3 separate regions of the Homo sapiens genome follow, and all the other regions are linked to region 2. A link is a loop called in an ENCODE intact Hi-C map of the cell type or tissue named here. Cell type or tissue: Caco-2. All regions are shown on one strand. Each heading gives the region's core, and the rest is flanking DNA. Links, peaks and the distances in the headings are about the cores only.

Region 1 (10,509 bases), core at 3,097-5,596, 230 kb after region 2:
AAGAAATATCTATATTTCTTACATATATGTGTGTGTGTGTGTGTGTGTGTGTGTGTGTGTGTGTGTGTGTGTGTATATATATATATATATGTATCTTTTCTTTTTTTTTGAGACAAGGTCTTGGGTTGTCGCCCAGGTTGGAGTGCGGTGGTGCAATCTCGGTTCACTGCAACCTCCACCTCCCGGGTTCAAACGATTCTCCTGCCTCAGAATCCCAAGTAGCTGGGATCACAGGCACGAGCCACCGTGCCCAGTCCAGAAATGTATTTTATATCAGTCAGGATACACATACATGTAATAAATAAAAGCTTCATAAGACATTTAACTTTATTAAAGGTGGTACATCTGATGTTTTCTATTTTATTTTTTTAACATGTGAGGTTAACCGATAAACTATACAGCTTTCATAGAGTTGAAAACTATAAGAGGACCAGAAGCCCAGGGTGGAGGCAGAATCAGTCCTGTCCTATGGAGGGCATGCTAGTTAGAGGAGAGGATTTTCATGGAAAGTGGTGAGAGGTAATTTTGTTAGTTTGATGGTGGTCTCCAAAAGCCTTCTTTGATTCTAGAGTATGAATGAATTACTTTGGGATGTTATGATAAAATTTCAAACTTTACCTATTTATTTGACCAGCTCTACTTTTGGACAGTAGATTGACCAAAGTGACTTTTTGAGATTTTTTTTGATGCTTGGGGGTGGGGGTAGGGGAGAGGATTTGCTTCTGGATTCCAAAGAATGACTCAAAGTGCTTATTGAACATCTGTTTTGTCTCATGTTGTGATTGGCTATGGGAATTTTGGTATAGAAAATGGCACTGGAGCCAGGCACGGTGGCTCACACGCCTGTAATCCCAGCACTTTGGGAGGCCAAGGTGGGAGGATCACTTGAGGTCAGGAGTTCAAGACCAGCCTGGCCAATGTGGTGAAACCCCATCTCTACTGAAAATACAAAAATTGGGCCAGGTATTGTGAGTCACACCTATAATCCCAGCACTTTGGGAGGCCACGGTGGGCAGATCACGAGGTCAAGCGCTCAAGACCATCCTGGCTAACATGGTGAAACCCCACCTCTACTAAAAATACAAAAATTAGCTGGGCGTGGTGGCATGTGCCTGTAGTCCCAGCTACTCGGGAGGCTGAGGCAGGAAAATCGCTTGAACCCAGGAAGCGGAGGTTGCAGTGAGCTGAGATTGCACCACTGCACTCCAGCCTGGTGACAGAGCGAGACTCTATCTCAAAAAAAAAAAAAAAAAAATTAGCCAGGCATGGTGGCAGATGCCTGTAATCCCAGCTACCCAGGAGGCTGGGGCAGGAGAGTCGCTTGAACCCAGGAGGCAGAGGTTGCAGTGAGCCAAGATCGTGCCACTGCACTCCAGGCTGGGCAACAAGGTGAGACTCCATCTCAAAAGAAAGAAAAAAAAAAGAGTATGGCACTGGATAGAATAGTTTTATAGGAGAGGATGAGAGGATGTAGGAAATATCTCCGTGGGCAAGTTTAGGAAGGAAAACTGATGGCCTCTTTATCACTGTGCTTCTGGAAGGAGCATGATATGGCCAGTTGTGCATATCAGAGCTAATTGCAAGTATGATTAGTGGCCTGGCCCAGGACTAGACAACTCTGCTATTTGATCAGAATCCAGATTCCTGGATCAGACGTCTAATTGGGACCCTACTTGGCCTCTAGTTTTAGCATGCTTGTGAGAATTTTAAGAGCAAAACTCTTCTTAAAATTTTTTATTTTTAGAGATGGCGTCTCACTGTGTTGCCCAGAGTGGTCTCGAACTCAAGCAATCCTTCTGCTTTGGCCTCCCCAGTAGCTGGGATTACAGTTATGAGCTACCACGCCCAGGCTCTTACCTTCCCTCCTCTTTTCCCAACCTAGCTCTGCTTACTGTGAACCCCATCTGCAGCACTTCTTGAATGGTGTTGTGGATTATTTATTGAAGATTTGCTTGTGTAGCCATGTTCTCTTCATCTGCTCCAAGAGAAAAGTAAATTCTGGCCTGCACTGAAAAGAGGCTCTAGATAGAAGAGAGGCATTTCAGACCACTAGGAATGTTGCATTGACCTTGTCTTCCAAAGAGCAGGATAGGGAAGATCTCTCCTGCCATGTCTTATAGAAACTGAACTCCCTTAAAGATCCATGTGGAACGAATTTTAGGGAACCCCTGCAATCAGATTTTTCTCTACCTAAGAGTAGAGTGCCTTAGCAACGTTGAAAAGGAAAATCCTTTCATGCGGCCGTTCCTTTGCTTGAATACTTTCAGTCCTGTCCTCTGAGATTTGATCATATCCTTTTGATCTTCCCAGTCCAGTTTTAATTTGTTCAGTTTAGGTTAGAAAAGGATTTGGAAAAACAATACTTTTCTCTTTTAGGATTCTATAGGTAGGGATCATTGGTCCTAAATGTTCTTCCCTTTTTTCTTTGCTTGTAAAGTGCACTCTGGGGGAATAAGCTGCACTGTGTTTCTTGGGGCTTGATCATTTGCTGTAGTTGTTTGTACAGTTGTTAAGTTACGCTTTCTATTCTACTAACAAATGATGGTGTGAGGAACGCCATATTTCTTATGTTTCCCTTCAACAGGAAGCTTGATTGGTAACTAAAGACAAAAATCTCATTTCTTTGTGAGTAAATTGCTGTAGTAGGAGCGTGGCTGATGTTGGTCCAGACACATTCTTACTTTGTTAAACCTATGAGGAGAGTCATCAAGGAGAGCTGCACTGGTCTACATGGTGGCCTCTGGCTAACGTCACGTGAAGTCTCGAGGTTAAAAATTCACTTCTTCAGTAGCACTAGCCACATTTCCAGTGCTCAGTAGCCACAAGTGGCTCATGCAGTATTGACATTTTGGGCCAGATTATTCTTGGTGGGGGTAGGAGGACTGTCTCATGCATTTGTGCATTGTAGGACTTTCAGCAGCACACCTGGTCTCTACCTACTCAATGCCAGTAGCACTCTATAGACATAACAACCAAAATGTTTCCAGAGATTGCCAAATGACCCCACAGGGGCAAAACAAATCCTGGTTAAGAATCACTGGCTTTGTGGCTATAGTATTTGAAAGCCCAGATAAAGAACATTTCCATGACGGCAGACAGTCCTGTTCTAGAGTAATCCCTAGCAGAGTTTGGGGAATTTTATATAATAAGAATTTTGAGCTTTGGTGGAATCACAGTGGACATCCAGTCCAAAGCCTGGGGAAACTGAGGCACAGAAAGATTATGGGTGACTTCAGGTCACACAACATGTAAGTGTCAGTCTGGAGTTCTGGACTTCAAGTTCACGCAGCCCAGAGAACAAGCTGCTGATTTTTGTTCAAACCTGCTTCATTCCTACTGTGCACCTGCACTCAGTGTTGGTGGGGGAGGACAGAGTCCTAAAAACTGGGAATGGTTCAGTCCTGAGACGTTCAGAGATGCAAATTCTGAACACATCTCTTTTATCCCTCCCTGGCTTAAGGCCCTACATATGGGCTAGGGTTGGGAGGGTGACTGAGACATCTGATGGACAAAGACTTGTTGGGTTTCCTCATTTCCATCAGTACAGAGATTGGGAACATACTCCCGGGGCCGTGGAAGACTGTCATCCTGTAAAATTTCTTCTTTTTAGTTTTTAAATCTACAATATCTCCTCTGTCTGCTTCCTTTTAAGGGTCGATCGTAAAGCTGTTAATACGAAATACCTGGAGGTTCATCCCTTCAGAGGCTGCAAGGAAGCAGAGTCTATAGAAAGCTTTGGGAAGGGAAAAGGAGTCTCTCCCAGGGTGTGGTGTCCACAGCCGAAGGGGCCAGAAAGTGGGCTTAGCTCAGGGGCCGGGCGCAGGAGACGACTGGAAGGCAGCCCGGGCTTGCAAAGTGCCCAGAGCCTCTGATATGCTCAACATCTTTCCTTCCTCCCCTCTTTCCCTCATTAATCCCACGTGCTTCAACACCTCCCAATGACTCTTCAGTCACTGGTTCTATAATTCTCTCCCTCCTCTGCTCCCAAACCTTCAGTGGCTCACTGCTGCCTTTCATGTCTTTCTTAGTCTTATATTCAGAGCCCATCTGCTCTTATATAGAAATCGTCTCTTTCCCTCCTAAGTGTAGAAATCAGTTTTGCACATACGAGTGCCTTACTGTTACTGTGGTTTGCAGAATTATTCAGTTGGGGTTTGGCATTGACAGTGATTGAGGCTTTGCTCAAAGCTCTTTGACGTTTAAGAGCTTGCTCAGGAAGAAGTTTTGTTTCTGGTGAGACTTTGTTGAGTCGGTAGCCTGGACAACTACTTAAAATCAGTATCCAGCTCAAAATTCAGGGCCTGGTAAACAGACCAGAAAGAGAGGCAATAAAAGCAGATGAAAAATTATGTGTCTGTAAACCTCGGGTAACCTTGAGCTGCTGGTTTGGTTCTGTAACACGGTGGACAGAGTGAGCTGTGGATGAGGTCAAAGGCCAACGTGCTGAGGAGCAGCTGTCTAGTTCAGCGAGAAATTAGCTAATGTGTAAACTGGCCTTGAGGTCTTTTTACGTTGCTTCATATTCCTAGTGTTAGTTAAAAGAAGTAAATTTTATCTCAGAGTTTGGTGACTAGCCGTGATTTCATTGCACTATTTATGTTTTCTTTTGGGAAAGCGGCCTTCTTGGGTGTCTCCATGGTGAAGGGGAAGGTATTTTAAAACACACTCATTCGGGAGCAGGCTTTAATTTGAGTGACAGGAGGGTGGGGGCTGCGAGGACTGCAGCCCTGCTGGTCAGTGCGGCTGTGGCCAGTGTTGTTCATGACCTCTGTTTCTTCTCTTTCTCTACAGACCAATGAGTGGAACAAGAATGATGACCGGCTACTGCAGGCCGTGGAGAATGGAGATGCGGAGAAGGTGGCCTCACTGCTCGGCAAGAAGGGGGCCAGTGCCACCAAACACGACAGTGAGGGCAAGACCGCGTAAGCTGAAACACTGGTTTGCAGATATGCTGGTTCTGGGTTTTTGGGGTGTTCTCTGGAATCCTTAGTATCCATAGGGGAATTTCACACGTGCTCCCTCTCCACTCCCATGTTGAAATATGTAAGAAGATATTTTAATCTAGTGCCTTTCTCTCCAAATTCCAAGTCACATATGGAGCTCTACCTTGAATGGGTATACATGTTCCCAAGTATAAGCAAAGGTTTTACCTCCTAAGATTGCAACCAATTGTAGATGAGACATGAATTCTCTCTTCGATAAGAAATAGCATAAAAGAGAAAAAAGTATTTTCCTATAACCCTCAAACCTTACTGTGTATTTATCTTAAACTACTTGTTTATTTATTTGATCTTCCTTAACATAGATCATTAAGTACATGAGTAGTATGATTTTGCTTTATGGTTTGCTGTATGTAGTACTCTTCCTTGCCATAATTAAAGCTGTATATTTGATTAAGTATTTGTGTGTGTTTGTGCATGAGCATGTATTTGTTTATATCCATTCTTACGTTGGCAGTGTTGTGGAGAGAGCACTGACTTTGGAGCCAGATAGACATCTCACAGGAACTCTATCACTTACGAGTTGTGTAATCTCTGAACCTCAGTTTCCTTACTATAAAATGGAGATGGTATTAGTTAACTGTTAGAGTAGTTATGAGTATAAAATGAAATAATAATGTAGGTTGGGTGCCCTCAGAAGCAGGCTCTGAGACAAGGATTTAAGTGCAAGTAGTTTTATATCTTTTCTTTTTTCTAACATGTCAAATGATGGTTATTGTGTAATTACTGTGAAACACAAAGTGGTAATATATATTACTTAGGGATGTATACACACATACAATGCAAGTAATTTCTATAGCCGGTGATCCCAGGAAGCGTAAGAAAGGAAGAAACCTCTATTTTTAAGGTGTGTTATTGACAGGTTCCAACTTTGTCACTTTTTCTTGATGAGGATTCTGGGAATCTGTTTAGACCTAGAGCAGGGTTTGGCTATGTTACCGAGGCTAGACTTGAACTCCTGGGCCCAAGCAATCCTTCTGCCTCAGTCTCCCAAATAACTGGGACTACAGGCATGTGCCACCGTGCCTGGCTGTTGTCTGATTTTATAAATAAAGTTTTATTGAAACACAGCCATACCCATTCATTTAGGCATTGTTCGTGACTGCTCCCACACTACAAAGGCAGAGTTGAGTAGTTACAGCAGAGACTACATGGCTCACAAAGCCCAGAGTATTTATCTGGCCTTTTACAAAAAGGGTTTCCTTATCCCAGGTTTATAGTATGCCTCAGAGTTATTCCACCCAAGGGGTAAGAAACCTGGGGTATCTGTCCCTTATCTCCTCTCCCTCAAAGGTTGAGTGCCGACTGGGTACAGTGGCTCCCGCCTGTAATCCCAGCACTTTGGGAGGCCGAGGCGGGTGGAATCACTTGAGGTCAGGAGTTCAAGACCAGCCTGGCCAAAATAGTGAAGCCCTGTCTCTACTAAAAATAGAAAAATTAGCCAGGTATGGTGGCAGGCACCTATAATCTCAGCTACTTGGGAGGCTGAGGCAGGAGAATTGCTTGAACCTAGGAGGCGTAGGTTGCAGTGAGCTGAGACTGCGCCACTGCACTCCAGCTTGGGTGACAGAGCAAGACTCTGTATCAAAGGGAAAAAAAAAAGGTTGAGTGCTACTCTAGGGGACACCAGGGTCATGGCCAGAAAAAGTCTAAGGGGTCCCCAACTCCCAGGTCACAGACCGGACTGGTACTGCTCACAGCAGGAGATGAGCAGTGGTTGTGCAAGCAAAGCTTCCTCTGTATTTACAGCCACTCCCCATTGCTCGCATTACTATCTGAGCTCCGCCTCCTGTCAGATCAGTGGCAACATTAGATTCTCATAGTAGCACAAACCCTACTGTGAACTGCACATGCGAGGGATCTAGGTTGTGAGCTCCTTATGAGAATCTAATGCCTGATGATCTGTCAGTGTCTCCCATCACCCCCAGTTGGGACTGTCTAGTTCCAGAAAAACAAGCTCAGGGCTCCCACAGATTCTACACTACAGTGAGTTGTATAATTATTTCATTCTATATTACAATGTAATAATAATAGAAATAAAATACACAATAAATGTAATGTGCTTGAATCATCCCAAAACCATCCCCCGTACCTGGTCTGTGGAAAAATTGTCTTTCACAAAACTAGTCCCTGGTACCAAAAAGGTTGGGGACTGGTGGTCTAAGGGGATTTGGGAATGGCACCTTCAGCTGTAGGTGCTCTATATAAAGAGTGGCACAGCACCCAGCCCACAGTGAGCGCTTGATAAAGCCAGTCACCTACCCTGCTCGTCCTAGATTAGTGGTTTGCAATCTTGGCAGCTTCTGCGTTCGAATCACCTGGAGTGCTTCTTTGTTGTTGTTGTTGTTTGAGATGGAGTCTCTGTCACCAGGCCGGAGTGCAGTAGCGTGATCTCGGCTCACTGCAACCTCCGCCAGGCTGGAGTACAGTGGCGTGATCTTGGCTCACTGCAACCTCTGCCTCCTGGGTTCAAGCTATTCTCGTGCCTCAGCCTCCCGAGTAGCTGGGACTACAGGCATGCACCACCACACCCAGCTAATTTTTGTATTTTTAGTAGAGACGGGGTTTCACCATGTTGGCCAGGATGGTCTCGATCTCCTGACCTCGTGATCTGCCTGCCTCAGCCTCCAAAAGTGCTGGGATTACAGGTATGGAGTGCTTTTTAAAAATATTGATGCCATGTTGATCAGAATCAACCCCAGATGCTCTGAATCACTTGGTCTGGGGAGAGGCCCAGGAATCTATATTTTTTGTTCTGAGGTGTTTGGTGGTAAATGTTGGGGCTTTTGGTCTCCCTTTTGAATCACTACTCGGCCTTCTTTGTCCCTGTTCTCCCTAGTCCAGGTTTGCACATGTTTGTGCAAGACAACCTCTTCATGTCATCCCAGAGAAAGGGGAGAGAAAGGTTTATGATAATTTTGTCCAAGATAGTACTTACTAAAGAGAAGACAGAAAATTTAGATGAGCAGCTTAGCTACAATTGTGATCACCTTAACAAATTTGAACCTTTTGATCATAAGATATTTATTACATGTGTTCTCTTTATTTATTGTGGTAAAATGCGTATAACATAAAATTTACCATTTTAACCATTTTAAAGTATACAATGTAGAGGCATTAAGTATATTCACAATGTTGCACAACCATTGTCACTTTCTAGTTCTAGAACTTTCTAATCAACCCAAAGAAAACCCCGAACCCATTAGGGAGAAACTCCCCAACCTCCCCTCCCCTTCCTCTGGCAACCATGAATCTGGGTTCTGTCTCTGGATTTGTCTGCTCTGGATATTTTTTATAAATGCAATCATATAATATGTGGCCTCTTGTCTCTGTTCCTTTCACTTAGCATAATGTTTTCAAGGCTCACCCGAGTTGTAGCTTCTGTCAGTACTTCATTCTATTCTCTCTTCATGGTAGACATATACATAGCAGTTAGGTAAGAGTCACCACCTCCCTTTTGCAGATAATAAAACTAAGGCCCACATAACACAGCTCTTCCTGAATTTACCTTTTTGTGTGCATGTGTGTGAGACAGGGTCTCACTCTGTCACCCAGGCTGGAATGCAGTGGTGCAGTCACCGCTCACTGTAGCCTCAACCTCACAGGGTCAAGTGATCCTCCTGCCTCAGCCTCTCAATTAGCTGGGACTACAGGTATGCACCACTGCACCCAGCTAATTTTGGTTTTGTTTTGTTTTGTTTTGTTTTTGTAATGATGGGGTCTTGCTGTCTTGTCCTAGTGATCCTCCCATGTCAGCTTCCCAAAGTGTTGGGATTACAGGCATGAGCCACCATTCCCAGCCTTCTATTTTCTAGAGAGCTTTCGTGGTAATTTTGCGCTGGAATCTACAGTTGCCTGTCTGTCTAGAGGCTTGATTTTGGCCTTCAAGGTCTTTCCTCTGGCTCTGCCCCACTTACCTACATCCTGTCTCCCCGCTGTTTCTTCTGGAAGTGGAGCTGTCTGCTCCCGCCCTCCCCACAGGTCAGAACGTCCACCTGTGCACCCAGGTTCTATGTCCAATCCAAAATGCCACCCTCCCTGGTTCTCTTCCGCCTTTTTGACTTTTCTTCTCTTTGAAATACTAGAAATCTTGATTTAGAACCCATTATATTCGATTATTTTATTCTATTTATTTAGAGATGGGTCTTGCCATATTGCCCAGACTTGATTTGAACGCTTGGCCTCAAGTGATCCTCCTGCCTCAGCCTCCTGAGTAGCTGGGACTATAAGGCATGCACTACCACACCCACCTTTATTCTATTATATCAAATGAACAGGAACGACAACAGAAATGTCTCCATTCTAAGAAAACCTTTGTTTTCTGAAAGACTTGAATCCCGTAGAGTACAGTAAAGCTCCCTAAGGACAGGGATGGTACAATCTTATTGTGTTGGTCTTTCCCATTGTTCTAGGCCCAAAGGAGGCCTTCATTTGGGATTTGTGTAAATAACTTTTCAGTGTGTTCTTGTGGAGAAAACATTCTTTTTTTGCTGATAATATCTTATGGGTAAATTGCTTAGGGGTGAATTAACTTGGATTCAGAGGGGAAAGAATTCTTCTGGTGAACATCACAACCTGACTTGGCCCCCAAGCTTCCACGGCAATTTAAATAGAGAAGTACTCAACCTTTACCACCTAGAGAGCCAGGCAGTCTAGAAAGTCCCAACAATGTGGCAACAAAGGCAGCCATCTCCACAGACGTTCTCCAGAAGCCTCCATAACCCAAGGTCAATAACCAGATGGGTGGTTGGGTAATGCCTTAGACTTTTGAGTTTCTTTCTGGAGTATTTTCTTTCAGGGAAAGATGAGAATGCATGCCAGGAAATTTTCTTCCTCTAAGACTGATCAAAGAGGGGTTAAAAAAAAAGTAAAAGCAATTGAATGACTGGAATTCATTTAGGAAAAGAATAAAGGAAGGGTGGTGTCTTGGGTAGGAAGGGAACAAAATAGAGCAGAGCCAAGAGTTATAGCTGCAGCCTGTGTTTATGGAGTCAGGCCTGGCGTGCCTCTGCCCAGCTGTTCTCTTTCCATGGTGGATGTGAGGAAGTGGGAGGAGGTCAATGTCCTCAAACCTCTTACCGTAGAAGAGTCTAATTGTTTCAAGATGGGTTCCCTACATTTGGATGTGCATTTAATTAAAGTTATGTGTGTTTGTCTTACGAACAACCAGACTAAATAAAATCACTGCCGGCACTGTAGTATTTGAACAAATACCACCTGGGCATGTGTGTGTAGATATAAGGAGTGTGTGCATGTGTGTGTGTGTGTGTGTGTGTGTGTGTGTGTGTGTGTGTGTGTGTATGTGTCTGTATCATTTTATGTTGCCCACTTTTCAGAAACCTGATCTTTTTGGCTATGAAAGCAAGAATTTGTGAGAGTATTTTTAGATGACTCTGTGGAGCTTGACTATAAAGTGGGAGAGGCAGGCCTTGAACTTTAGAAATCACTATAATAAGGGCTTCTCTGGCTGGTGGTTTGTTGCACATTCTCCCTTCCTGTTTTCTCAGTA
Region 2 (10,509 bases), core at 5,026-7,525:
TAGATAACACACACACATATATTTTAAAGTCAAACAAAAAAACTTCTATTTTATTTATTGTCAGAAATGGGGTCTTGCTATGTTGCTCAGGCTAGTCTCAGAACTCCTGATTTTAAGTGATCCTTCCTTCTCAGCCTCCTGAATAGCTGAAATTACAGGCATGAGTCACCATGCCCGGCTTATTTATTTATATTTGATTACTGATTCTGTTCTTCCTCTTGAGTGTCATCATCATCCTATCCCGTTTCTATTTCCAAAGCCACACATCAGCTCAGTTGATCACCATCCCTTGCCTGCATTACTGCAGCAGACTTCTTAAGAGCCCCACCTACAGTCCTGCAGTCTAAAATAATCTAACTCCATACACTCTTTGTCAAGTCACCTTACTGATTAGGAACCTACTATGTCAGTGTAAATTGATACTAACTCTATGGAGGGCAATTGTCATTATCTTTCAAAATGATGTGTCTACCATTTGACTCATTTGATCCATTTCTAGAAATTCATCTATAGATAAGTGGGAAACAGCATATATACACAACTGTTGCAGCATATTTAGTAGTAGCAAAATATTAGAAACAATCTAAAAGTTTCTCAATAGAGTACAAGTCAAATAAATTTGGTACATCCATAAAATGGTGTTGCATGCAACCATTAAAAATGAGCCAGACCAAATATATATGGATATATTAAGTAAAAAAAAAGAAAAATAGAGGGCAAAATAGTGGAAAGGGATGCTGCAATTTGTGAATAAAATGTTTTTGGATATCCACACATAAAAGAAGGAAGGTGGACCCCTACTTCACATCATGAACAAAACTTAAATCAAAATAGATTATAGAACCAAATGTAAGAGATAAAACTGTTAAACTCTTAGAAGAAAATATAGGAGTAAATATTTGCAGTCTTGGGCTAGGCAAAGTTTCTTTGATAGAACACCAAAAGCATAAGAACAAAAGAACTAGATAAATTTGGCTTCATTAAAATTTAAAATTTTCGTGCTTCAAAGGACACTATCAAGAAAGTGAAAAGGCAACACACAGAATGGGTGAAAATATTTGCAAATCATCTATCTGATAAGACACTTGTATCCAGAACATATAAACAACTCCTGCCACCTAATAACAAAAAGACAATTCGATTTTTCAAAATAGGCAAGGGATTTGAATAAACATTTCTCCAAAAAAATATCCAAATGACCAATAAGCGTATGAAAGCATGCTTAACATCATTAGTCATTGGGTAAACGCAAATCAAAATCACACCCACTAAGAGAGCAAAAATAAAAAGTGACAGACAATAAATAACAAGTGTGGGCAAGAATTAGAGAAATTAGAGCCCTGATTCATTACTGGGGACATTGTAAAATGGTGCAGACATTTTGAAAAACAGTTTGGAACTTTCTTGAAGGGTTAAACATAAGGTTATCATATGACCCAGCAATTTTACTCCTAGAAATATACCCAAGAAAATTGAAACATTTGTGTCTTTATTTATTTATGTATTTATTTAGGGACAGAGTCTTCCTCTGTTCCCCAGGCTGGAGTGCAGTGGTGCTATTATGGCTTACTGCAGCCCCGACCTCCCAGACTCAAGCGATCCTTCCATCTTAGTCTCCCAAGTAGCTAGGACCACAGGTGTGCACCACCACACCCAGCTAATTTTTGGATTTTTTTTGTAGAGATGGGGGTCTCACTATTTGCCCAGGCTGAGCTCAAACTCCTGGGCACAAGTCATCCACCTACCTTGGCCTCAGGGATTATAGGTGTGAGCCACTGCACCCAGCCAAAACATTTGTGTTTACAAAAACTTGTACATGAAAGTTCATGCAGCGCTATTCATAATAGCCAAAAAGTAGAAGCAACCCAAATTTTTATCAGCTTATGAATGGACAAACAAAATCTGTAATGTCCGTACAATGCTATATTATATTAGCTATTTGTTGCCTCCAGACCGTCACTCAAGTCATTTCACTCACCTGAGACTTCCTCACTTTCCTTTCTCCTTTTCACTTCGTTCTTCAACATCTAGCCCTGAACTCATCTTCAAGACCATTATTATACCCACTTTGTGTCTCTAAGCATTTATAGATGGTATTTTTATCATCATCATCATTATTACTTTAATTCATGCCCACTGACCCCAGTCACCATCTTCAATGCACGTGCACAGCAATGGTCTCCCCTCAGAGTGAATTCCTCCAGATTTTCCACCTGGCTGAAAAGAAGGGGCTCTTCTTTGCAAACAACATGGTATCTTTATGGTAGGAGGGATGCAGGTGATAGCCTCAAGGAGACGTGTCACTTGTCCCTCCAGGAAGCACTTTGGCCATCATGGATCCCACCATCCTCCAGCCATATCCGAATTCATGACAGACACATATTTTAGATATTGTTCTCAGTTTTCTGACACACTATCTGAAAAGTGTCTTACTAATTAGCGCTGCCTGTTGGATCTATTTGTCATCTCCTCAAACAGGCTTACACTGCTCAAAATAGCAGTGGAGTGGCTTTGTACTGCATCAACTTTGCTAAGCTGGGACTGTTTCCTAGGTTTCCATTCTATGTATGGTTCCAGGGTTAGCACTAAATACTGGAAAAATTCTCACAAGATTTAATGAAGACAGAACATCCCCATGCATTCCAGCTGACTTCATTGGCCCTAGTTTGTCCTTGGAGTTCTCATTTGTCCTTGCTCACCTCCACCAACCCCCACAGTTGTGTCATGACTATCCCTTTAATAAATCCCTTGTTCTGAACAAGTGTTGGCAAGGGTGCAGACAAAAGAGAACCTTTGTACACTGTTGGTGGGAATGTAGAATGGTGGAGCCAAGACGGAAAATATTATGGAGGTTCCTGAAGAAGTTAGAAATAGAACTACCATATATGACTTAGCTATCCCTCATCTGGGCATATACCCAAAGGAAATGAAATCACCAGCTCATGAAGATATTTGCACTCTCATGTTCCTTGCAGCATTATTCACAATAGCCAAGGTATGAAAACAACACCTGCCCACCATCCAAGGAGCAACTGACATCACAGACCTGGTATATATACATATATATGTACTAATATATATATATATATATGTATGAGCATCACTATAAACACATCACACCAGCATCACTATAAACACATGAGTAATGTGTTGCTACAATGTTAAGATGGCCATGAGGTATTAAAAAATTTTCTGTTCCATTTTAATCTTGTGGGGCCACTGCCACGTACGCTGTCCCTCATTGACTGAGACATCGTTACACAGTGCATGACCGTACAGATTGAGGTTAAGGGATTACTACGGTTAGGCAGACTAACATACCTGTCATATATATATATATATATATATATATATATATATATATATATATGTGTGTGTGTGTGTGTGTGTGTGTGTGTGTGTGTGTGTGTATGTGTTGTATTTTGGTCTTTGTTTAGAAGTTTGATAATGTTTTTGTGACCACAAATATGCCATAGGAACTTCACTTTTGTTTATATCAATTAGCCTATGGGAAAATTGGTTTTGTTTTGTCATTCTGGTTAAACTCAACAGTTTCCAAGAACCTACCAACAATGTGAAGTGAGGACTTACTGGACCATGAAAAGAAATAAAAAGGAATCTTCATTCTGTATCACTTTGCATTCTCTGATCAAACCCTGACTACTTTATCCTGTCCTCAGTGTTTCGGGTCCCCCTCTTCTCCCCAACCCTAATGCTTACCCCATAGTTTCCACAACATATAACCAAGATTTTCTGGGATTCTTCTCATTTCATATAATTTTTAACAATGAAGAAGAGGCTTTTTTTTTCAGTGTATCATTAATTGTTAAATAATTTATATTCTTTTTATAAGGTTTTTCACAGAAGTGAATTAGCAATTTAGAAAATTTCCTGGCCGGGCGCGGTGGCTCAAGCCTGTAATCCCAGCACTTTGGGAGGCCGAGGCGGGCGGATCACGAGGTCAGGAGATCAAGACCATCCTGGCTAACGCGGTGAAACCCCGTCTCTACTAAAAATACAAAAAATTAGCGGGCGCCTGTAGTCCCAGCTACTTGGGAGGCTGAGGCAGGAGAATGGCGTGAACCCGGGAGGCGGAGCTTGCAGTGAGCCGAGATCGCGCCACTGCACTCCAGCCTGGGCGACAGAGCCAGACTCTGTCTCAAAAAAGAAAAAAAAAAAAAGGAAAATTTCCTTTTGGTCCACTTAATTGGAAAAGTAAGGTCACTGTACATATGTCTTCTGGTACGTGGATTAGCAAGTGCACACTCCAGAATAAATAAACAAAACAAGTCAGAGTGTTCCCCCCCTCCCGCCCCGAGAGCCCAGGTGACAGCTTCCATCTCAAATAATATGTGTTCAGATGCACAGAGGGAAAATCAGACTGGATTAAAAGGAAAACAAACAATAGGAACTGTATCAAGATCCCAGCAGAAGAAATCATTCAACTCAGGTGGTTTAGATGAAGAGAGTTTAATCACAGAGGTGCACAGGGTGAAAGGAGTAACCAGATGATGAAGACCCAGAGAGGAGCAACGGCAGGAAGCTGCTACCTCCCCTAAATCGGAAGAAACGAGAGAGGAAATGGAGCCCGGTGAGGCCTGGAGCCATGGTGAGGCCTCTACCAGAAGCGGGAGTCACAGAGTCACTGCCAGAAGCAAGGCTCAAAGCTGGGAGGGAGCATGGGGGACAGGACACCCTGGCATCCTCTGCCCTCCACCCTAATTCTCTTTCCTCCTGCCCTCCATTCTCCTGATGGAGCCTGGCTCTGATTCTACCTAACAAGAAACCAAGGCAAGGGAGCCAAGGTGATAGGATCCAAGGCTCAGACCAGGGCAGAGAGGAGGTTAGAGCAGGTCCAGTTGTGGTGAAGGAGGGGCGTGGCAAATAGTTTCATCTTTGTGCTTTGTCAACACAAAGACTAAACTAGGTCTGGGTGCGGTGGCTCATGCCTGTGATCCCAGCACTTTGGGAGGCCAAGGCGTGGATCACCTGAGGTCAGGAGTTCAGACCAGCTTGGCCAACACATTTTCCACTTATTTTCACCACAAACAGCTGTATTATCAGCATTATTATTTTTGAACTTTGTCAGTCTTGGTAACATAGAAATATTTACTTATAATTCCTTGGTGAAGTAACAGGAGTGTTGCTGTTACCGGAAAGGGGTCTGGATCCAGACCCCAAGCGAGAGTTCTTGAATCTTGTGCAAGAAAGAATTCAGGGCAAGTCCGTAAAGTGAAAGCAAGTTTATTGGGAAAGTGAAGGAATAAAAGAATGGCTACTCCATAGGCAGAGCAGCCCCGAGGGCTGCTGGTTGTCCATTTTTATGGTTATTTCTTGATGATATGCTAAACAAGGGGTGGATTATTCATGCATCCCCTTTTTAGACCTTATCGGGTAACTTCCTGTCATTGCCATGGCATTTATAAACTGTCATGGCGCTGGTGAGAGTGTAGCAGTGAGGATGGCCAGAGGTCACTCTCGCCACCGTCTTGGTTTCGGTGGGTTTTAGTCGGCTTCTTTACTGCAACCTGTTTTATCAGCAAGGTCTTTATGACCTGTACCTTGTGCTGACCTCCTGTCTCATCCTGTGACTTAGAATGCCTAACTGCCTGGGAATGTAGCCCAGCAGGTCTCAGCCTTATTTCACCCAGCCCCTCTTCAAGATGGAGTTGCTCTGGTTCAAAAGCCTCTGACACTATTGTTCTCAGGTTTTCAGTTATCCTTACCAAGCTTTCTTTCAGAAGCCTCTCTCTCAAGACGCCCTTGTGTCTTGTGACGTGAAATAGGAGGAGAGAAAGTGGAAGAAGCTGGGTGGAGAAAATGAAGGCAGGAGCCCTTCTTCTTACCAATAGAACAACTGTGGTTTAAAAAAAAGGAAATGGAATGAGAACTATGGAGGGAATTTTGCAGATAGGTTCTTAGGCTCTCTGGGACTAATGACATGGAGTGAAGGAAAATGTTTGGTCTTAGAGATGGTAAACAGGTGACTTACACAGAACAAAGAGATGTGATAAAAGAGGAAGTGTTAAGGAATTTGAATTGAGTACTGACAAAGACTGGTACTGTTGTCCTTATGCATTGGGCAAAGTGGGCTGCAGAATTGCTCGACCTTCCAGGTGAAGTTAATGTTGGCCGCTAGGTGGCAATCACATGTCTTCAATAACCGAAGACATCGCAGGCCTGAGTAACTGGCCTTCCTGGTGAGTTTCATCAGTCCATCCACTGTCAGAGAATTATAGTTTCAAAGTCTGCTTGGATGCATTTTAATATTAAATCAATTTGTGAGTGCTCATTATGATTCGTCAAAATCATGGCCCCAAGCAGCTACTGTTTTCAAAGTAAGTGATGTGTGGTTTTCCTTCCACTGTTTGGGTGTTTACACTTAGAGCTTCCTCCTACTTCTTCTCCTTAGGAACTTGACACTATTTCTGCCATAGAAATGATGTTCCAGGCAACTATTTCTTACAAAAACAATAAATAGAACAGGTCTTGGGTCTGAAACAATTGGCCAGCTGAGATTTTGTTTTGTATTCATTTGGTTTTCCTGCTTGGTAGATTTAAACAAAGCTTTCCAACATTTTACTTTCGAAGCAAGATTCACACTGAAAAAACCATGTTACAGCACAATGTTGTAGACGCTAATCTATTCTGATGGATGTGTTTTTTATAGGTCTTCATTTGATTTAATATATATTTAAAACTGAGTTTGTCTGCCTGGTGAGAGATGAAGGAAATACAAATATAATCACTTTACAAAATAAATGCCTAAGATGGGGAACACTCAGCATATAGTGTTTATATATATTCACACACCAAGAAATAATCAAATATAATGATGCCAGCATTGATCGTAGATTTTCATAGCCACATATTTCTTGAGTGGTTTGTGCTAGCAAGGGAGACCCAGAGAGTCAGATGCACTCAAGCTTTTGTAATGAGGTGGTGCAGCATCTTCAATCCCCAGGGTATCTCCTATAACTTTCTACAGGATCTGATGCCATGCTAGAGAGTTGCGAAGCTCTGAATAGCTTTGCTTACATAGAGTGTTGGGTGTTTTGAGATTTATTTTGGAAGAGAAAGGAGAGAAGTTTCTCTGAGACATAGCAGGTCATATGTGGCTGAGCCTACAGCAAGGCCAGTGAAAGTGATTATGAGTCACTCATAGCCTAGGAGTGTGTCCCAACAGATATTTCTGATTTGGCCCCAGGCCACCATCAGACTATGTTGTCTTAAGTTGTCATATCTGGTAACTGCAAAAATAAACCATTTTAGTTGTCATATAAGATATTGTCATGTAAGTATTGACCTCTTCAAATGAATAATCATCTCAAGACCTTCAAACAAGAAGTGGTTCTAAGGTTGCATATAAGCATTACATATCGATGAAAACATTGATCACAGACATATTACAGCTGAGTACCAAGTGCTACTGGAGTCACAGCAACATCAGTTCTGGATTATCAATGTTTATGTCCAAAGGGGAGATAAATTGTTGACAAGGTAGTAGTCAGGGTAAGTCAATAGTTCAGTGGGAAAGCATTAGGGACAGATCTTTTTAGCTTTACCCTCTTTACCCACCAAACACTCATTTTTAATTAGGAACAGATTCAATGTGAAGGATAGGCTCACTCATCACTGTGGTGAGACATTGTTCTCATGTCCTTCACTGCCCACACTCTTTTTATTTTTATTTTTTTATTTTTTATTTTTTTATGAGACGGAGTCTCGCTCTGTCGCCCAGGCTGGAGTAAAGTGGCACAATCATGGCTCACTGCAGCTAAGACCTCCCCCGGCTCAGGTGATCCTCTCATCTCAGCCTCCAAAGTAGCTAGGACTACAGGCACCTACCTGGCTGATTTTTCTATTTTTTTGTAGAGATGATTTTGCCTTGTTGCCCAGGCTGGTCTCAAACTCCTGGGCTCAAGAGACCTGCCCGCCTCAGCCTCCCAAAGTGCTGGGATTACAGGCGTGAGCCACACCACCCGGCCATTGCCTACACTCTTTATCCAGAGTTTATTTGGTGATTTTCACCTCATTTTTGTGCTCAGTCTTAAGATCTGATTAATGCCAAAAATAAATAATCTAATTTCAAAATAATATAAGTTCATATTACGTATAGACATGTTTGTGCACATATGCATATGATGAGCTTCACGTATACAACTATTCATACATTTATATTTTTATCATTCATATATGCATGCATGTGTGTAAGAGGACTTGGCCTTTCTTATTTAAAACTGATCATATATTAATATATATAAGAAGGACAGAGAATGGAAGGCCATACACCTCCATGTTAGCAGTAGTTATCTCACAAGGGTAGAATTACTTCCTTTGCTGATTTCTCTTCTATTCTTTTTTTGTCTGTGATTTTCATGTTTTCTGCAATAATCAAATATTACTTTTATAAATAGAAAAAACCCATAATGTAATGGTTTTGGAAAAGTGTATTTGACTTTAGTAACAAAGTAGTCTGTTCTAACAAAAAAGCAAGGTAAAATTGGTCTTAGGGCCTGACAGCTCAGGTGACCCTTAACTCACTGCTTAATTGGCACTGACTTGGCCAACATCACCTCAGTGTTTTCTCATCTGAAGCAGAGAAGATATTTGCTAAGCCCTATTCAGGGCTGTTGAGGAATCAAATGAGAAGGTTATCCGAAAGCACTTTGTGATTAGACTGCATATATAAAAACATGCTGACTTCACTGTGACAGTTGCATTTTCCGTGAACTGGCTGTGCACCTCCTGTTATAGGGAGTTCCCAGGAGCCGGGTCATGCCCGAGCCTTCCTGTGGAACTCCCCGAAGAACTTGGTCCCTCATTTGGGAACAGCAACAATCAAGAAGACCTGCCAATGTCAGAACTGGAAGAGTACCAGATTCCCAGATTTAGTTCCAACAGTCAAGAGTCAAGGTTTGTTTCATCGGATATCCTGACCATGGAATTCCACAGGAACTAGGGTGGTTGAATCAATAATAGGACACTCAGGTACATTTGAATTTCAGATACAGGTACATAACAAATAATTTTTAGTATGAGTATGTCCCAAATATTGCACAGAATTCATGTACATCAAAAAACATTTGTTGTTTATCTGAAATTCAAATTTAACTGAGTTTCCTGTCTGTATTTTTTTGTTAAATCTAGTCATCCTAATGGAAACTTTTACCCCCTCTCACTAGTTTGGTTGGTTGGTTGGTTGGTTGGTTGGTTGGTTTTTACTTATTAACTTCAGCTTCTTAATGAGAATTTAGGTTTTACAAATACAGTCGTCCTTTGGTGTGCATGGGAGATTGGTTCTAGGACCTCCCTCAGACACCAAAATCCACAGATGCGCAAGTCCTTGATACAAAATGGTGCAGTATTTGCATATAACCTATGCACAACCTCCTGTATACTTTATGTCATCTCTAGATTACTTAAGATCTCTAGATTGCTAATATAAATGCTATGTAAATAATTGTTACACTGTGTTATTTAGGAAATAATGATGAGGAAAAAAGTCTGTACATGTTTAGTACAAATGCAATTTGTTTCCAAATACTTTTTATCCATGGCTAATTGGATCCAGTCATGGAATCCACAGATACTGAGGGCCAACTGCATATGCTCAGGGCCTTTCAGATAAGGCACCCTCTGTAAGTGCACCTGACATATGCTAAACAATGATAGGCTATTGCAACAGCATCAGCAGGGCTGGCAGGGTGCTAAGGAAGCACACAGGTGACTGTTGGGGCACCCACCAGCATTCTTTCAGAACATTGTAAACGGTAGAGAGCTTCAAGGGTGACTGTCTGGGTCACATCTTGCCCTTTAATTGGCCTGGCTGTTGTGCAAAGGAAGCACCTGCAGCCATCAGCGTGTTCAACCACCAGTAGACTGGAGTCATTTTTCATTCTTGGATGTGAAATTGGCCAGGGGCAATTAAGAATTGGGAAACTAGAAAAGGCAGCCCGGTGTCAAGGAGGTCAAGATTGGGCCACAGCCTTGCTTCCCACAAGGTCTGTCTTGTCTCTGGATAGTGGGAGAGTTGAGGCAAGGGAGTCTGGAATTATTATAAAAGGCAGCTTTTCTTGAAGCAAACAGCCAGCCAGGCAGCACAGCTTCCAAGCTGAGAGTCTGAAGGGCCTGAGCCAGTGCCCCTTCCCAACAAGCCAGATACCCCGAGGCCCCACCACTGGCCTCACACTCTGGGGACGCCTAAGCATTTCAATTAGACTATAGCATTCTCTGTCCTCTGCTAAATTCATTACCAAAAGAAAACAGAATCGAGGATAAAAGAAGAGACATGGTGGCAAGTCAGGAGTCCTGGCCATGTGGACTTAGTCATGGCTTCACTCCTCTGAACTTCAGTTTCTTCATTTATAAATTAAAAGGTAGAACTCCATGATTGCTGAGGTTACATCCAACTCTATAATGCTGGTGTATAAGGGAGATGCAGGATCAATAAGCTTTGGTAAGGAAACAGATTTTCTCACAGCTTAGAATATCAGACTCTGTTCAGGA
Region 3 (10,509 bases), core at 1,403-3,902, 330 kb after region 2:
CATGCATGGTTCATTGTCTGTTCCTCCTTGGGGCATTTCTGGTCCTAGCTTTAAACTAAAAATTAGGCCAGGTGCAGTGGCTCATGCGTGTAATCCCAACACCTTGGAAAACCGAGGCGGGAGGATCTCTTGAGGCCAGCGTGAGTAACATAGTGAGACCCTGTCTCTACAAAAAAAATTAAAAATCAGCCAGGCATGGTGGAGGGAGCCTGTAGTCCCATCTACTTGGGAAGCTGAGACAGGATAGCAGCTTGTGCCCAGGAAATTGAGGCCACAGGGAGCCCGTGATTGTGCAACTGCACTCCAGCCTGGGTAACAGAATGAGACTGTGTCTCTAAGAAAATAAAGTAAAAATTTGAAAAACCTAAAAATTATCATTTGATTGTTTTTGTTGCTGTTACCTTTAACTTAAAATTAAAAAAAAAAATAGCTGGGCGTGGTGGCTCACACCTGTAATCCCAGCACTTTGGGAGGCCAAGGTGGGCAGATCACCTGATGTCAGGAGTTCAAGACCAGCCTGGCCAACATGGTGAAACCCCATCTCTACTAAAAATACAAAAATTAGCCAGGCGTGGTGGCGCATGCCTGTAATCCCAGCTACTTGGGAGGCTGAGGCAGGAGAATTGCTGGAACCCAGGAGGCAGAGGTTGCAGTGAGCTGAGATCATGCCATTGCACTCCAGCCCGGGCCGACAACAGCTAGACTCTGTCTCAAAAAAAAAAAAAAAATATATATATATATATATATATATACACACACATATATATACACACACATATACATATATACGTATATATACAAATACATATATGTGTGTATGTGTGTGTGTGTGTGTGTGTGTGTGTGTGTGTGTGTGTGTATCCATCCTGGAAGGTTTCAGGATGCTATCTCTTAGGTAACAAAAAGGCTGGGATAGTAAGGCAGGAGGTTGAGAACAGGTAGGCAGGCAGGTCTAAGCTCTGGCCTGGAAAGGATATGGGTAAGATGCCCTTGGTTACAGTGGAATCATAAACAAACCAAAGGGCCAGAAACAGAAGGTAGCAGTGGAGGTCAAAGATTCCAAATATGCATTTCTAAGAGCAAGTCAAAGACTTGAGTCAAAGATCTCAGAGCAGGTTTGTAAGCATGAGTATTCAAAATCCAGGAGACTGAGACAGCAAGACGTCGACTCTCATTATTAGAACACAGGCACCAGCCTGCTTCCAGAGCATGATTTATCAACAGAAGAGCTTGTACCTTGACTTCCTGGCTCCTCCTAGCCAAGGGGAAAAAAGTAATCTAGAGAGGTTTCATTTTCTATCATTTGCCTCTGAAGTATCTCTCTAGATGGATATTTGTAAATTTATCTCTGTAAATGACCCAAGGACCTTGCAAAGGACAGTCATCCTGGCCTGGACCCATTAGTGATTCACAAATCCAGGCTAGAAGGATCATTTCTAAAAACACACAAGTACCATCTGCCATGGAGTGTAAGTGGGGGTTTTCAAGGCTTAAAAACTCCTTGGCCAGATTGGATAATGACAAAGATTTAGATCTTAGGAGAGAAATCTGACTCAAATCCCAAGCTCATCAAATTGTATAAAGTGAACAGGTGCAGTTCTTTGTATATCAGTTATAGCTCAATAACGCTGTTTTTTTTTTTTTTTTTTAAATCAAACCCAACCTAGTACTCCTAGCCCTGAAGGGCAGGGGATGCCACATCAGCAGCAGAAGTGCTGGGATGACATCTGGAGCCCGTATTGGTTGTCCCGGTTTCTCCAAGTCAAGGAGTTCGAGGATGAATATACAATGTCCAGAGCCAAAGCTTTGGTCTCCCATTCCAGTGATTTTTTCATGGCATGATGCTTCTTCCTCGAAAGAGAACTTAGTATTTGCTGTGGTCAGCCCATGGTGAACTCTAAAAAATGCTGACTAAATGGATGTTTTGGAAGCATCAGGGGAAGTTTCCTTCTACCATTGCTTGCTTCTGTATATTTGAGCAGGGGGCAGGTAAAACATGAAGTTGGGTAGGAGATAGGAATCAGTAAGGAGTGTATTCCTTGGAATAACCTATGGTACTGCTGTATCTTATCTAACATTACTCTTTAAATGGGTTACTTTGGTTACCTGTACATTATTCTTCAAACGGGTTACACTTAGATCTGACCTAACAACACTGAATCATTTGGACACTATTTTTTTTTCCTTACAGTAACTCCATGAGGTAGATGGTACAGGTTTCCAAACCTCAGAAAAGGAAGCTGAGATCAAAGTGGCCTGCCCCAAAGCAACACAATCAGTAAACAAACATTAGAACCAGGGCTGAAACTTTAGGTTTTTGGTTCCTTGAAGTGCTATTTTCACTTAACCAGGAAAAAAATGCCTGACCCTATCGACTCGTTCAGCCAATAATGGCTGTGTTTGTAAAGTCACTGAAATATATGACTTGAAGATACAGTTCGGTGATTTCTTAGAGAGCTCTACCTGTCATTTCTATAGGGGTAGAGGATTATTTTCCCCAACCCATCTTTAACCTTGCTAATAAATGATTCATTCAGCAAATATTGAATGTGTTACACCTGTGTGTACTGGGCAGATAACAGCGAACATGAGGAATAAACTTCTGTCCTCAAGGGACTTATCTTCTATTTGGGGAGATAATAGACAAACAATAGTAATAGCTAATAAAATATTAGATAGAAGTAAGTACTATGAAGAAAAAGTAAAATAGGTAATGGGATATTGAGTGATGAAGTGGTGTCTATTTTAGATAAGGTGGCCAAAAAAGGCCTGTTGATAAGAAAAGTGAAAATGAAATGAGAAAGTGAATGACATGGAAGAGTGTCCCAAGCAGTGGGAGCAGCACGTGCACAGCCCTACATTGGAAGTTAGCTGGTGATGTTCAGGAACCGCTGGTCAGTGTAGTTCTAGCAGACAGAGTAGGAGGAAAGGGTGGTAGAAAATGAAGTCCAGAGGTGATTGGCATTGGGTCAGATTATGCAGAGCCTTGGAAGCCATGGTGAGGACTTTGAATTATATTAAGAAGAAAAAGCGGGAAGCTGTTGGAGGATTTTGAACAGGAAAGTCATGATCTAATTTATATCTTAAGATATAAACACATAAAATACGTTTTAAAATCCATAAGTTTCTAATAATAATAACAAGCTATTTGATCACAATTAGAGGATGCTAGTGAACAATTCATTTTTCTGAAAGCTAGTAAAGGGCAAGAATAAACCATGTGTCCTGCCTTTCCAACATGAACTGTACTATTGGGTAACCAAAGAGTGGAGGAGGAGAAATTCTCCTTACAGAATTATTCCAGCTAATGTATGAAGAAGGAATGATAGAATTAGTATATTTGCATTTTATAATCTTTTGTTAATTTTCCATGTAGTTTTCCTAATATCAGAGAAAAAAAAGAAAAAACAACCAGATAGTAGATGTATTCTGCTGGAAGAACATACCAGTAGCCATGAAGTCGTTTTGTAAAAAAAAGAATTCAAAGCTGAAATTAACCAAACTTCTAAACCCAACTACTAATATAAAGGCAGAACAGAGAATGGAGGGACATGATGAGACACCATGAGGACGCAGTCATCAAAATTTATGTCTGTGGGAAATACTAGACCAAATGACTCAGCTTTTTCAAATAATTCGTAAGAAAAAGAACTAGAGATGGAAAAGTAACCTATAGATGAAAAGAGACTGATCTCACAGTGTGGACAGTCAAACAAATTATTTAAAAAATTCCATTTCTGTGATTAGATAAGGAATTATTGTTAATATTTTGGTGAGATAATGATTTTGTGGTATGTTTCTAAGTCCATATCTTTTAGAGGTATTTACGAAATGTTAACAGAGGCAACAATGGAATGTCTGATTTGCTTCAATTTAAGGTGAGGATGGGTGGATGAGGGGTCTAGATATGAAACAAGATTGGCCAGGAGTAGATCACTGATCACGCTACATATTCATTTTTCATGCTGTCTGTTTTGTATATTAATAAAGTTTTTCATGATAAAAGGTTAAAAGAAGTCACTCTGGCTATTATGTAGAAAGTAGACTGTGAGGGCCAGAGAGGAAGCAATTGGAAGGGGCTGCTGTGGCCAGCCAGGTCAAAGGTGAGGGTGGCCTGGACTAGGTACTCATGGCAGAAATGAGGAGAAGAGCTTGGTTTTAGGATTTAGGGGGAATGTGGATCCAACCAGACCTGATGGATTAGACACAGGATGAGAAGGAAAGAGAAGAGAAAAAAGATGACAGGTGAATTCAGTCCTGTGTTCCAGTGATAAGTCCATGGGGTAGAGACTTCTCTTCCTTTCCAAAAAGTATAATCACTTCTGTACTCTACAGAATACTCAAGCAAACAAGGAGCTGATTCGATGTGTCATCCTTTCTCGGATTATTTTTGGGGACCATCACTGGAAATGTGCACGAGCTCTGGCCAACCTAGCTTATGGCTACTTGACACTGAGAGGTACTTGGTTTTCCCAGCTGGGTTTGGGTGGCCAGCCTCTGAAGGCTGAACTGACCCACACAACCTCAGTGAGGATGGGCATGACTAGGAGGGCCCCTTCTTGCCCCTAGCTCACACATTATCAGGAAGGAAAGTCCATGGATGAGGGAGACAGTGTGCAAGGATCTAAGTAATAAAGATAATAATGATGATGACAGTTATTGAGTATTTAGCATGTGCCAAACTGGTCTCATTAGTCCTCACAATATTCCTTGGAGGGAGATACTATTAGTAACCTCAGTTTATGGATGAGGACACTGGAGCACAGTGGGCAAAGGGCAGTATCAGGGGTTCCAGCCGGAGGACAGTAGGGGAAGGACAGGCAGGGATGTACACTCAGCATCAGGGAGGCAGACCCAATAATGGGACTTGAATTCCAAAGGTAGAACTCAAGTTCCTGGAAGGTTTGGCTTAGTGAAAGGTAGGACCCTCATCCTAGAGAAATGGTACTTCTGGAAGGTACTCTAGTATAAGAGAATAAGACAAGAATCTATTTGCTAAAACTGAACCCAAGTGAAAGTTCCTTGAGAGTAGAAAGTTTGTAGTACAGGCTGAATAAATATTGGGTGATACACTGAGGCGAGAGCGCATTTCAGGAACCAGGGACATAGCCAGCTCAAGACTCTCTGTTCCTTGACCAGCCATGTCCCCCTGTGTGGTCTGCATACATTTTCACCGTGGAACTCATTGTACTGTGCTCATATATGCTTTAAATGCTTCTTCCTCTGACATAGAAGCTCCCTCAGGGCGGGACTGGTCTCATTTGATCTAGAACAGTCCTTTGTACACAATATGGTTTGGCATATTACTGCTTATGAACTGAGCCACTGGCCTAGGGGTTGTTCAAGTACCTCTGGGACCTCAGTCTGAAGGGGGGCCTAACTTGTAATACAAATTAAATGCTTTATGGGCTTAAGTGATTTGAAGGCTACAGGAAAAGGGAAGCAATATATTTGGGCCATAATGAGGCTGGATATCAGCAAAGCTTTTGAAAAAATTAAAATTGAGTTCACTTCTCAGTTATTGATCTCAGAATATATTCTCCTTCTTAGGGCTCTATAGGCCCTTTTACACCCATTTATTTTTAATGCAACTTTAGATTCATTTATTGATGTGGCAAGATCACAGGTAGCTGAGATCACAGCATTAGGACAGTGATGCTGTGGGTCACAGTGGGGGCACAGCGAGGCCCTTTTATGCTTTAAGAACACGTGTTGTGTTCTGAAAGAAGGTGCTATGGCTAGGGAGAGGAGAATGTCCTTATGTACTGGCAGAGCAGGCAGCCACCTCTATGAAATTTCAGAGTGACCAGGAAGGATCTTCCCCTAGTGGCGTTCCGTGCTTCCTTACTTGGAATCTCTCTATTCCCATCAGACTGATTTTCTCAAAAACTTACTGCCTTCATGATAAGAGTCAAATTTAGGGATTTACTCCTTCAGTACTTATGGAGTTCTTGTTATAAGCCTGGTGGCACTTGCAGTCAGTGCTGGGGATACATAAATGAATATTGGTGGTCCCTATGCTCTAGGAGCACACAGGGGTCTTATGATAGGTACCATTCTAGAGGTAGGAACAAAATTCTGGGGAGGCAGTTCAGTGGTATTGCCATTGAGGAAAGTCAGGGAAGGCTGCCGAGAGAAAGTGATATTTGTCCTGTCTTTGAAGAATGAGAATAGGTTTATCAAGTAGATTTTTTTACTTTTTATATTTTTATTTTTGTAGAGATAAGGTCTTTCTACGTTGCCCAGGCCGATCTCAAATTCCTGGCCTCAAGTGATCCTCCCACCTCAGCCTCCCAAAGTGCTGGGATTACAGGCGTGAGCCATGGCACCTGGCCCCCAAGTAGATTTTGAGGGGAGAAGTAGAGAGTACAAAGTTGGTCCTTTATATATGTTGATCTAAGGCATAGGAAGTGAGAGGAGGGCACTCTGTATAAAACTCGTTACACAGAATATTGTAGCTTCTCTGTAGACCCAGGGGGTTAAGGTAGGACGGAAGACACCTTAGGACAGACAGCTCATGTTTGGAAATGGGACTGAAAAGGTAATTTGGGCCCAGATATCAGGGAGTGTGGAGAGTTATTAAAAGGTTTGAAGTGAGGTGGTAATAATCAAGCTTGTGTTATAAAATGAGAGACTCCAGGATGGGTTGGACTGGGTAGAGAAAGAAGAGGCAAAGACCAGTTAGGCCGTTATCCTGCCCAGATGAGAGTCGATGAGGGCATTGGGTATGGCAGTTGGAATGAAGAAAGATAACCTAAAATGTAGAATGGGTGACATTTAGTGCCCCATTCAGTATGGAGTGGGAAGGACAGGGAAGAATTGAAGTTGAAGTAGGCATGACCTGGACAATTAGCTTAAATCGAGAATGAAAGGGAAAGACCAAGTGGTGGGGTGTATTAGTCTGTTTTCATGCTGCTAATAAAGACATACCCAAGACTGGGTAATTTATAAAGAAAAAGAGGTTTATGGATTCACAGTTTCATGTGGCTTGTGAGGCCTCACAATCATGATGGAAGGCCAAGGAGGAGCAAAGGCACATCTAACGTGGCGGCTGGCAAGAGATCATGCAGAGGAACTGCCGTTTATAAAACCATCAGATCTCATGAGATGTATTCACTATCACCAGAACAGCATGGGAAAACCCTGCCCCTGTGATTGAATTACCTCCCACTGGGACCCTCCCATGACACGTGGGGATTATGGGAGCCACAATTCCTGGTGAGATTTGGGTGAGGACACAACTAAACCATATCATGGAGGAAGGGGGAAGAAGCTACTGAGTTTGGTTTCTGAAAGCAGGTCTAGAGCTCAGGAAAGATGTTAGTCTGGGAGAAATGAGCACATAGGAGCAAGTTGAGGCCATAGGAGTGGATGAGCTTGATCAGAAGTAGTGTGTAGTGGCTGGGTGTGGTGACTCATGCATGTAATCCCAGCACTTTGGGAGGCTGAGGTGAGTGGATCACTTGAGGTCAGGAGCTGGAGACCAGCTTGGTCAACATGGTGAAACCCCGTCTCTACTAAAAATACAAAAATTAGCCAAGTGTAGTGGTGTGTGCCTGTAATCCTAGCTACTCGGGAGGCTGAGGCAGGAGAATTGCTTGAACCAGGAGGTGGAGGTGGCAGTGAGCTGAGATCGCACCACTGCACTCCAGCCTGGGCGACAGAGCGAGACTCTGTAGTAGTGTGTAGAAAGAGAGGGGAAGAGAATAGAGGACTGAAGACTGGAGAGCAAGAGCTTTAAGAATGGGTAGGGTAAAGGGGGGCCAGCAAAGAAAATAGAAGACTCAGGAGGACCCGTGTCATCAAAGCCAAGGGAGGAGAGAGGGTTTTGAAAAGAAGTACAACAGTGGTTTCAACAGTTCAGATGGTAGAGGAAGGTCAAATAAGGTAATGGCTGAGGAGAGACCCATGGATTTGGCGGTTGGTAGGTCATTGCAACTTGGTTTGGTAGAGACAAGTACACTCCTTGGGCCCTGGGAGAGCCCAGATTCACAGAGACTAGCTAAGGGTTTTTCACTGGAATTCAAACTTGAGGTGATGAACTTGAACTGAAGAGGAAGGCATTTGAGAGGGAGATTTCTCTGAAACTAGGCAAGGCCAGATGCTGCCCTCTCTGTCTTGCCTTGAAGATGACTAGGGTAGGTCTAGAAGGAGGTTGGCCTAGATCTTCTGAAATCAATCCCTTCCATAATGAGCCACAAACTGCCTTTGAGTTTTACTTTTCCAATTAGATTCCAAGTTAAGTCAAGATAAGTGAACAGGTTATACCACAAAACATGGTGATAAATCCTTTTCTCCCTAACTGACAGTTTTTCCTGCTGCATGAATAGAGAACTACGTTGGGGCAATAAGTTGGAGGAGACACAAGTTTTCCTGTACGAGAGACTTTTTTGTTTGTTTTTCCTAGATGGGAAAGGCAGCTTGCTGGTCAGATGAAGTGTCCACATGGTATAGTGGAGCCTAGACTTGAACCCAGATTTTCTGATACCAGCCTAGATTTTTTTTTAGAATAGGTTGTGACTGTAAGCTTTCTTTGAGAATAGCCCAGTGCCTCTTTGCTTTCTTCACTTAAGCTTTTATTTCAGTTTCTTCACTTCAGCTTTTTTAGTGTCTGGTCCATGGAATAAGTAAGGCTTTGAAAAATGGCAGATCTTCAAGAGAGATGAAGTGCTTGCTCAGCTCCACTCAGTGTTGTTGTCATTCATCCTCTAACTGCTTTAAAGTGGACAGAATATATAAGCTGGCCTCCTGTGTAGGCGGATGTGTGTGTCTGTGTGCGTTCATGCCTCACTGCACCCATTCATGTTTTATAGTCATCAGCCCTGCTTTGCTCATTTCACTTTGAGCCTTTTCCAGCAGCCAAAAGGCTAATTTCTCTCAATAAACAGTCATTCAGTGAGTAGTGAGAAACTTGTATATGTGAAATGCCATGATGAACACTTTGGGAAATGTAACATAAAGAAGCCCTCAAAGGTTTTACAACTTAGTGTGGAAGGTGAACTACCTGGGGACATAACTATGAGGGAAGGCAGTGTAAGGTAAATGCCATGTAATTGATTTAAATAATGGGCTTCGGGAAGGTTGAGTGAAATCATTTCTGGCAGAGATGATAGATTCAAGGGGGAGGTGGATTCAAGGGTTGTAAAGAAGGAGTAGGGTTTGGGTAGGTGGAAGAAGGGGTGGGCATTTCTGATGAAGAGGAAGGTGTGGGCCAAGGCATAAGGAAGGAAAGTGCCACGTCTGTGGAGACAGCAGTAAGCAGCCTTGTCTGGCTAAGGTTAGGACTGGTAAGATGAACCTGGAAAGGAGAAGGGTACATTGGGCAGGCTAAGGTTAGGACTGGTAAGATGAACCTGGAAAGGAGAAGGGTACATTGGGCAGGCTAAGGTTAGGACTGGTAAGATAAACCTGGAAAGGAGAAGGGTACATTGGGCAGGCCATGGTGTGGTTTTAAATACAGGCTAAGGAATTTGTAATTTATTTGATAGGCAAAGAGCACTAGTGGAGATTTTCCAGCAGGATGATAAAAATATCAAAGTGTACTTTTGGCAGGGTTAATCTAGCAGTGATGGAATGGAAGCCATCTCAGTCATCTAGGTCTAAAACTAGGCTGCCAGAGAGAATGGGTGAGAAGGTAAGGATTCAAGAGTCTACGAACGACAGATACACTTATTTTTAAACCAGAAACCCACTTCTGGGAATCTTTCCTAAATACACACTGATAACATGGACAAGATTATTCTTTGCAGCATCATTCATGATAGGAAAAGATTGGAAACAAGCAAGTATCCATCAATAGGAAACTAGTACATACACACAGTGGGATATATGGAGTTTTAAAAAGAACATGAGGAATCTCTATATCCTTCTAGGGAAAGATCTCTTTAGGGAAAAGAGAATGCACAATGCAGTATGGTGTTTATAATACGCCTCTTTTTGTGTAAGAGGGAGTAAGAAATGAGAATGTAGGCTTATTTTTATATAAAAAACACCAAAGGGTACACAAGAATGAAACAAAAAAAGTTACTTAGAGGGTGGTTGGGGACAAAGGGAACAAGATTGGAAGTGAGACCTCTCAGTGTTTACTTTTTCTTATAATTTTTAACTTTTCAACGATAGAAATGTGTTACCTATTCAAAAATGATTATTAAAAGACAGAGACCATTAAGAAGGAGTAGGCAGGACATGGTGTTCGATTTGGGGTTGAGTGACAGTGAGGCCCAAAGATGACCATGATGTTTTGGGCCCCTGAAATTGCCATTTTCAGAGAGAAGTAGGTCAGAAAGGAAGTGGACTGGGAGAGGAATGCTGAGTCCAGTTTTTGATGTATAGATTTTGAATTGCAATAGAGAATCCACAAGTTGAGAATCGCTAATCTGAAAATCTGAAATCCAAAATGTTCCAAAATCTAAAACTTTTTGAATGCTGATGTGACGCTTAAAGGAAATGCTCACTGGAACATTTTGGATTTCAGATTTTCAGATTTCAGAGATGTTCAACTGGTTATCT

The links. A loop is a pair of places that touch in the nucleus more often than their neighbours do. Peaks named below come from ENCODE experiments on the same cell type or tissue, not always from the same donor. Only the 100,000 strongest peaks of a DNase experiment are listed, where the experiment ranks them.
Region 1: a loop joins it to region 2, with 2.3 times the contacts of the local background. A loop is called at or near these places in 3 of 110 quality-filtered maps.
Region 3: it touches region 2 in a loop (6-fold over the local background); 16 of 110 quality-filtered maps call a loop at or near these places.

What each region holds. Positions count from the first base shown.
Region 1 is chr5:34,752,677-34,763,185 of GRCh38, forward strand. It overlaps RAI14 (retinoic acid induced 14), which reads left to right. Exons shown (of 18, transcript NM_015577.3): 3 at 4,792-4,922. Among named protein-coding and RNA genes, the nearest start is that of TTC23L, 81 kb to the right of the region's middle. In Caco-2, for the core only: no CTCF peak of the experiment used is centred there; a DNase peak (open chromatin) is centred at 4,425.
Region 2 is chr5:34,517,176-34,527,684 of GRCh38, forward strand. LOC124900958 (a long non-coding RNA gene) reads left to right here and starts at 8,781. Exons shown (of 3, transcript XR_007058727.1): 1 at 8,781-8,916. RefSeq lists enhancers at 5,856-6,379, 9,386-9,886, 9,887-10,387. In Caco-2, for the core only: CTCF peaks have their summits at 6,128 (motif pointing right) and 6,327; DNase peaks (open chromatin) are centred at 5,536 and 6,136.
Region 3 is chr5:34,845,850-34,856,358 of GRCh38, forward strand. TTC23L (tetratricopeptide repeat domain 23 like) reads left to right here. Exons shown (of 11, transcript NM_144725.4): 4 at 4,336-4,459. The region is part of intron 1 of LOC124900959 (a long non-coding RNA gene); the gene reads right to left. Among named protein-coding and RNA genes, the nearest start is that of TTC23L-AS1, 12 kb to the left of the region's middle. In Caco-2, for the core only: no CTCF peak of the experiment used is centred there; DNase peaks (open chromatin) are centred at 2,578 and 2,872.